Regions from separate parts of the Mus musculus genome. Here region 1 is linked to region 2. Evidence: chromatin contacts called from ENCODE Hi-C or POLR2A ChIA-PET data. All regions are on one chromosome and are shown on one strand. Each heading gives the region's core, a stretch centred on a gene start or an enhancer-like site at or near the end of the contact. The rest is flanking DNA. Distances are from core to core; before and after follow the strand shown.

Region 1 (4,226 bases), core at 1,636-4,135, 40 kb after region 2:
TACTTGAAAATGTTTGTTAAACTTAATACTCTACTTTAAAATTTCAGGAAATAGGTCAGAATGATGGTAGAGCCTTTGACCAAAACGAAAGGTGAGATGAAATACATGGCTTGTGGCCATCCGACTGGCGGGTAGAGAGGGAGAGGGAGAAGCCGGTGAAAGGATAGGGCATGCCAGTTAGACAGGAGCAGCAAGCCTTGGGGGTCCATTACTCAACATGGTAGCCATAGTTACAAATGGATTATGTGTTCTGCAATTGCTGACAAGGGTAGGTTTGGATGATTCTCACCATGAAGGAATGGTACACATGTGAGCTGAAGGCATAGTGAGCTCAATTTAAATAACCACACAATTTATATGTATATCATAATGTCTAGTAAACACTGTAAGTATGTATAATTATTGTGTGCCAGATAAAATAAAGTGATATTTTAACAGAGACAAAGGAAGAAAGAACTAGAAGTTGATGCTAGAATCCTACCTATATTCCCATACAAAGACACACAAATAGTCCCTCCACACATGTGTGTGTGTGTGTATACAAATCTATACATAGCTTAGTTTTCTGTGTGCCAAGTTTATGAGTATTCATGCCGAGGAGAGACTGTTAAGAAAAAGAAAGTTCAAAGGAGAGGAGTTGGTAATTTCTCATATGGTTGACATATCTTTTTAATGTTCCTCTTTGAAATTTATTTATATGCTTGTCTATTATCTTTGTAACAAGTATTTCCTCAAATACCTTTCCAGAAGGGAAATTGTTTAACCAGAGGCTTTATTTTTTACGCTGTTCATCTTTATTAATTCATTGTGATATGTCATAACTATTTTGCTGAACAGAAGAATCAATAACAGAGTGAAAATATCATTATTTTACAAGAGCCAAATCGTGTGTGGTATTTCAAGAGGTAAACTGTTCATAAACAGGGCACGCATGAACAAATGGTAATATTATCTCAGGTCATTCATAGTGAAGTATGTTACTGTGATTAGATATCAAAATAAAATATGAATAATTTACACAGTTATGAATTTTAAAAGACTCTTTGTCCAGAAAGCTCTTAATTATAAAAGTAACATTACCCCAGAAACAATTCTTAATTCACTAAAAACTAATTATGAAAATTACATTCTACAAATATTTCCTTACGTAACTGGTTTGAAATATGTGTTCTCTGTTTTATGTGCGGTTCTGAGAAGCAGGCTGACAGTTAAAAATGCACATTGTGGATTTTGTTAAGTCTTTATTTAAAAATTCATATGGATCCAACTTTAGCAAAACACTCCTCGAAGGTTACTGTGTGCAACGTGGACTCCTTTCATAACATAGGCGAGAGCAACAAACATAAATCTATTTTGATGAAATAGCCAGGATGCTTTGATAAAGCAGATTATATTTCAGAATAAATATCTCCAACTGCTTTTGCTTTATGGGAAATTTGCAAAGAACAATGTATGAGTGTAAGTGTCTGTCTAGCTGACTGAATGTGCTCCTGGGGAGTTAGGAGTGTTTTATATAACTCCTTCCAAGTGTTTTGAACTTTCTCCTCATGCATGCTTCATATCCCACACAATCCTTGCACACTGATCTGAAAGCAGCATGATAGAGATTTCTATCTTCAGTTGCTAGGGTGGCCTGAAGTAAAGGGCTGGCACGTGTATTAATGCCTAGATCTATATATACTAAGTGCCCACTCTGCTCACTGTACACAGCCATGGGGTGGTACTCTCACTTTGTTTACTGCCACTATTTTGCTCTTGTCACAAAACTTCTGATCTAGTGGGGAGAGAGATGGTTCAATGAGAGTGGTAGAAGGGAATCCTATTCTGAATAGCTCCAGCAATTGGTCTCCAAGCAGTAGAACTAACTAGTAAGTTATGTCCGCACAGTATGAAGGGGTCTGCCCCAGTGGGTAGTGTGCAAGAGATAGCCTTGTCTTGACAGAGGCCACAGTGTAGGTGATATCTAGCAGGAGTTTATAGGAGAACTAGAAGGATCATCATTATAATGTGCCTGGGCTACAGTCAAATGGGAAAAGGGGAAGCTCGGCTGAGAAAATAGCCCTGTCACATTGTCCGTTGGCAAGTCTGTGTGGCATTTTCTTGATTGCTAAGGAGAATAGAACCCCACTGGGGTCGGAGCTACTCCTGGACAGGTGGCATTGGTTAAGAAGGCAGGTTGAGCAAGCTAGACAGCATGGCTTTGCGTTCCTGTGTGACTTCCCTCAGTGATGGACTGTGACCTGGGATGTGTATGTAAAAGAAACCCATGTTGGTCTTGGACATTACAGCAATAGACTCCAAACTAAGACATGGCTGCAGAGTGCATGTATGCTAGGATTGTATCATGAGTACTGCAGTAATAAGTGCATTCAGTTGAAAATGAAATTAATAATCTGTTTGATATATAATATTGGGCAACTTTCAAATGGCTAGTTAGTTCTGCAAGGGGTAATTGGGAACAGAGAAAAATCATTCAACATGGGGGAGGAATGTAACGTAGATGAACATACAATTTGATTCAGAAAATGGGAAATAAAGGCATTCAAATCTTATCTCAAAAGTTTCAATCCCTGTGGTGTTTTCTTGAAGAGAACAAGATCATGACTTAGAAACTGTAACATGGATTTTACGCAATAGCAAATGAACAGTGGTTTTACCACGGCCACTTGGAGGAACCTAGTTACAGATGCTATCAGATTTGTGTTAGCCTGAAAGATGTGTTATTTTCTGTGCTTGGCATCAGTCTGGTCATTACCCCGAGAGGGTAATTCAGCTCTAACCCCAGTCCTCTCTACTATGGAGCATGGTGAGTGTGGTGTGGTAGCTATGGCTTATCCTGTACCACTACTACACTAGGTCAAATGTGCCCTATTGACTCACATATTCTATCATGCATCTTCAAGGGCAGGATCCTTCCTCGTACTGTGGCTGCACTTGAGGTCAGAATTGTGCATGTGAGGCTAAAGGTGAATCCTAACAACCAACACTCATCTCAGATACTATCTCCCAATTTGGATGGTCCAGTTCTTCGTCAGTATGTTCATTAGATGGTACAAGGGATCCAGGCTCTCTCTATGAGCTCTTAAAACTAATTTTAAAGATATACTGATAAAGCCAAAGAACAGATTACAAAACACATTCTGTAAGCCAGGAGTCGTCATGGAAGCAGTCCAACACTCCTCTGAAATTCAGGAGCTTTATTTTAAACTCACGCCTTAAATTTTTAGAGAGATCTATTTTTAGACAGAAGTTTCGAGAGTAGAGGGAGCGTTTAAGATTGCTTCCTCGCATCCTGATTTTTACAAATGTAGCAGCCTAGGGAGGGTCTGTAATTCAACAGACAACATGAACAGTCAGTAGATCCTGACGAGGACCTGGATCTCGCAGGTCCCATTTCCTCAGGAGCTGGTCATGAGGAGAATGCCAGGGGAGTGATGCCCAGCTACAGGCTCAGGGCATCTAGTATATCTAAGTATAGGTCCAATACCAGGACTCCATAGTGATAACCCTTATTAGCGTAGGTGACAACCAAAGTTTCTGGGTGGCAGAGCAGTGCCAGGGAACACATTGAAGCTGAGAGGAGAGGGGAGGAGGAGAGAGGGGAGGGGAGGGGGGAGTGGAGGGGAGGGGAGGGGAGGGGAGGGGAGGGTACAGCAGAGTAGAAAGGTAATGAAGGCTGGCATGTATGTGTGCTGACTGTGAGCCAATACCATCCCGGAGGCTTAGACGAACTATATTTAAGCACATCAAAACCTTAGTTATAAATGGCTGTCATTATTTATAATTTTGCTAGCAAGAATATTTCATGTCATACAGAGAGAGTCTGGAATCAGCAAAATGATTATTACAAAAACAGCCTTCTTGGACTCCAAAATACATACATTTTAGGAAGCCTGTATCATGAGGAATATCAGATTGAGCCATGTACACAATGAAGCACCTGATGGGTGATGGGTGTTACAGGGATATTCTGACATCACACTCCAGAAGTCTATATTTCTTACTGACCAGCAAAGTTGGTTAAGTTACTTCATTTTTTAGGAATTTATTCTCTCAGGTATAGGATTCCAAATTTTTCCCAACACCTATTTCATGATTTTTGTGATAGTTAATGCATGAAAAGAACTTAAAATTATACAACATTGAGGTCAGCTTGTTCTTTGTAGCAAGCTCCAGGAAATCTAAGGCCATGTAGTAAGACCCTATCTCAAAAGCCTAAGATGAAA
Region 2 (4,405 bases), core at 1,291-3,790:
ATTAAAAACTAACATTACCAATTGTGTAGTGTGTGTGTGTGCGTGTGCACGTGCATTTGAAACCAGAAATTGATATTGAGTGTGCTCTCCACTTTACATTTTGAGATCATTTCTCTCACTGAGCCTGGAGCTCATACATTCTTGATTTGGTTAGGTTGATTGGCCAATGAACTCCAGGGATCAGCTGGTTTCTGCCCCCTCTCTCCGGTGCTCAAGCCACAGAAGCACACCACAAGGCCTGGCTTCTCATTCCTATTTATTTATTTTCTGTGGGTGCTGGGGATGGACCCACACTTAAGCTTTGCTGCTGCTCTTTACCCGCTGAGACATCTTCTTGGTCCCGGCAATTTTTATATTAAAAATTATTTGGGGGTATATAAGGTTAGGTGTTTAGAATAAAGTTAATAATATACTGGTTTAGAAAAATGACACTATCAGTTCTCCTCCAGAGTCTATGACTAATCTATCCATGGCTAGTTGGGCAGCTTTATAGTGTTATGCATAAGTCCCCTCCTATTAAGCAGGCCTTAAGTCCAGGTGAAGTTCTTACTCCTAGTCAAAAAAATCACCACCACCATCATCATCTCCTCCTCCTCCTTCTTCTTCCCTTTCAGGCCAAGGCTCCATAAAGATCCACAACTGATCAAAATAAAGATAGGGACTCTGGGGTACCCAGCTCCAACTGGTACATCTATAACACAACTCCTAGCCAAAGATTCAGATCACACCATGGATGAAATCATTGGGAAGATTGTAAGAGCCAGAGGACCAAGGCACTATCAGGTGATGTCTTTCAGATAGGGATCCTGAACTCATGAAATCTCAACAGTCCTGTTGCCTAAATGTTGTCAGTATAATGACAATACCAGGTGGCACGCCAATAAGAAAGCAGAAGTAGCACAAAATCCCACCCATAGATAGAGAGTGAAAGGCATATGGTTAGCTTCTGAGAGAGGAAGCATCTGTCTCCTACAGGGATGCGCTCCCTATAGGTTAGGCAGGTTACCTGGTCCTAACTGGGTCAGCTCTAAACATATGCACATTAGAGCAACACTAAGTAGGAGTGTGTGTGTGTGTTAACTTAGAGAGAGAGAGAAAGAGAGACAGAGACAGACAGAGAGAGAGAGAGAGAGAGAGAGAGAGAGAGAGAGAGAGAGAGAGAGAGAGAGAAAAGGCATGGAGGATTTTCATATACAAGCACCATATTTTCCAGCATGCCTTCCTCCGTCTTTTCCCTCTTGTGTCTCACATCCTCTAATTTCAATCATTTTATTAATTAAAAAAAAAAGAAACGAAGTAAAATAACAGGGAAACAATGGGTTTAGAATTTACTACTCAGTATAGTGAGCAAAAATGTCTACTTGGAGTGTAGTTTTTCAGCTATTCTTAGTGATCATGATTAGCCTTGACAATTTGCACTTCAGACAACATGAAGGTGAAAGGGAAAGAGACGGGCATCTTTACATGGATAGGGATTCTTGCTTTTGTTTTAAATGATCTTCCAACCCACCTCACCCTTCCTGATTCTGCAGATGAGAAACACCATGATTGGTCTCGGCAGCCAGAGAAGCAGCCATCTGTTAAACATCTTAACTAAATTCCATAGAGAAAAAGCAAGAGACTGTTCAGACCTGGGTCTGTCTCAACCACTAATCTTTCTATATCCCACTGGATGCAGAGTATGAAATAATATGTAAACACTCAAAATCTGAAGTTGAGGCCTTTATGAGACCCAAAGGTTTTAGTGTAACAGATAAAAATCTCTATGATATTATTAAATCTATTTGGTAGAGCATTTGTGTAGGCTTAGAGTTTTCAAAGCCTACTTTATTTAGGGCTCTTTAACACTTCAATCTCCATTCTAGCCCATCAAGCAAAGGTAAGGGAGAAAGATATTTATAGGACAATGGGGTTGTGGACCCACTTAGAAGTAGTTCTTTGGAGTGATTCCAGTCTTCTTTGTCAGGATATCAGTAGTCCAGTCTAATAGCAAACACCAAGCATGAGTAAGTAGCAGTGGCTTGACCCAGAAGGAACCTTGAAGCTCTGACAAATTGGCATGAGCCAGTGGAAGCTACAAGAAGCAGCCAGGATACCACAAGAAGTTCTTTGGTACATTTCTCTCTACGAAATCATGACAACTGAAGATCAGCAAAGACCAATGGAGCCTTCCAGTTGCAGAGCAAGGCATCCTCTCACTGTTTGTGGGGTTCCATTGATACTCTTTCCAAACATCGTGCACCCTCTCAAGTGTATGCTCCAGCAAAACATCCCATGCCCTCTCGTGTTCCCGCTTCAGCCAAACAGCCTCTCACAAGACAAATATCACATGACACACCCGAGTCTCCAAAGAAACCAGAAATTTCTACTTCACATTTTCTTCAAGGTTTGTAGTCATGTTTAAAAATAAAGCCTATGGAGACAGTCTTGCTTAAATGTTGGGAAGCTATGCAGACTGTCCTGTGATGTCCCTTTGCTGGTGTGTAAGGGTGACTATATGGAAAAGACTGCTTGCAGATCCCTCGTAGGAGGATGTCCTTGGCAAGGGACTGAAGGGAGAACATAAGGAAAGCAACAGAAGCTGCTCGCTCACTGAGAAGGTAGGCAGGCAATGCAGTGAGCCTTTGCTATTTAGATGGTTTATGAATCAGATGGACATAGCTGCCCTTAAGCACAAAATACACGGCACAGATGCCATCAAAATGACAGAAAACAGATAACAATATTAACTATGACAATTTGCCAGATTACATCAAAGGGATCTAAAATAATTAGTAATGGTACCTAGCAAATGTGACAGACAGCCTGTTAGCTTGCACTGAAGATTTTGAGTATTTTTCAATAAATGCTATTTTTAAACCACACAACCCTACAAATTATGTATAGATAAAATATGTTATTTTGGAAGTGACAGGACTGGGATTAGAAACTATAAAACCTGCCTTCTAGGGATGGGAGGTGGGGTGGGGATGGACGTGTAAATACAGCTTGTCAAGATGTGCTGTGGGGTATCCCGAGAAAGAGTGTTTATGGGTTTTCTTTTATAAGGAAGTTTAGAGACCTCATTACTGAGGTGTAAACTGAGCACTGTACTACAGCAAGACAGCTCAGAAATGATGGGGGACAGGTAACCCAAAGTCCCCACAGTAGGGTGTAGGCTTAGAGTTTCTTTAAAACCTACTTTTAATAAGGGTTCTCAAATGCTTCGACCCCCTTGTAGCCCACTGTCTAACGGTAGGAGAGAAAAGACAGTAAATAGGACAAGGAGGTGTTGACCTGTTTAGATGTAGCTCTTTGGGGGCAATTCCAGTCTCCGTTGTCAGGATACCAGCAGTCTTGTTCAGTAGTGGCAGGATACCAAACATGAATCCACAGCCAGCAGTGGTGGCGCGATCCAGCAGAAACAGCTAGGCCTCTTTCAAGTAAGTGAAGATCAGCAGAGATGCAAGACCAAAGAGGCATTGCAAAGCTAGTTATGTAAGCTCCCTAGCACTGTCCATTGAGTCCTATTTATACTCTCTCCAAAAATCACATGTCTTCCTATGGGTCTTGCCTTAGCAAAGCACCACTTGTCTGTATCGCCTGACATATCCAGAAACTTCCACTTCAGCAGGGTGCAGCTCAGTATCATTAAGGGCAGGGCAGAGGGCAGGGAACAAGAGGTATACCAAAAAGAAGGCTTACCATCTTGTCCTGTAGAGCTGAGTTAGAGTGGGCTCTGTTTCAAGTAAGGAAACAAGGAGGGTGGCCTGTTTTGAGTTGAAAGGTCCTTTTGGCTGCTTCATAGAGTATTTGTTATGGGGGGGTGGTGGATCTAAGCACTTATTCCATTTGTGTGAGTGTCAGTGACTCAGGTAAGGAACAGGAGAGAGTAGCTTAGATTCAGTGTGTGTAGTGGAGATAGAGACAATGAACAAATTCAGAAAGTGGGGATGTTTTTCCCCAAACTTTATTCTCCCATTGAGGGGAAATTGTTATAACATACAATGAACTATTTTTAAGTACATGGTTCTTGGTCAGCATTTAGTACATCTATAACACCAGGAAACCCCCGTCTCTACCACTTTTTAGGACATTATCATCATCCTAGAGAGTGCTCAGGAAATATATCCATTCATGCCAGGGTCTGACAGCCATCACTAGTCTGTGTTTTCTGTGTGTCTTTGCCAAGTCTACGTTAGTGATAAGACACACTGCATGGTTTTTCATGGCTAGCTTCCTTTTACTTAGCAGATGCCTTCAGAATTTCCCCATAGGGAACGGTTTTCAACAACCCTTTTGTATTCACAATAAACATTGTAGTATAGTCCCTCTTTCATTAGTTGGTTGATATTCAAGTTGTTCCTATTTTTTTGAAGAACTTAATTACTTTTATGTCCTTAATGATGTAAAATGCATACATTGT

What was found. A loop is a pair of places that touch in the nucleus more often than their neighbours do. ChIA-PET counts read pairs that join two places held with the same protein, here RNA polymerase II (POLR2A).
Region 1: a loop to region 2 is called in a map of left cerebral cortex, with 2.3 times the contacts of the local background. The contact joins two enhancer-like sites. A Hi-C loop is called at or near these places in 1 of 37 maps with a recorded cell type or tissue (left cerebral cortex). POLR2A ChIA-PET finds 5 or more read pairs at or near these places in 1 of 5 experiments (embryonic stem cell).

What each region holds. Positions count from the first base shown.
Region 1 is chr15:95,019,273-95,023,498 of GRCm38, forward strand. The region is part of intron 6 of Tmem117 (transmembrane protein 117); the gene reads left to right. The region is part of intron 1 of Gm30953 (a long non-coding RNA gene); the gene reads right to left. Among named protein-coding and RNA genes, the nearest start is that of Gm30953, 18 kb to the right of the region's middle. Within about 2 kb of position 2,886, at least 1 of the 3 ENCODE cell types and tissues checked has a DNase peak (open chromatin) inside an H3K27ac peak, as active enhancers do; it is left cerebral cortex, where a contact is called at or near this core.
Region 2 is chr15:94,979,473-94,983,877 of GRCm38, forward strand. All of the region lies in intron 5 of Tmem117 (transmembrane protein 117), which reads left to right. Among named protein-coding and RNA genes, the nearest start is that of Gm23129, 5.5 kb to the right of the region's middle. Within about 2 kb of position 2,541, at least 1 of the 3 ENCODE cell types and tissues checked has a DNase peak (open chromatin) inside an H3K27ac peak, as active enhancers do; it is left cerebral cortex, where a contact is called at or near this core.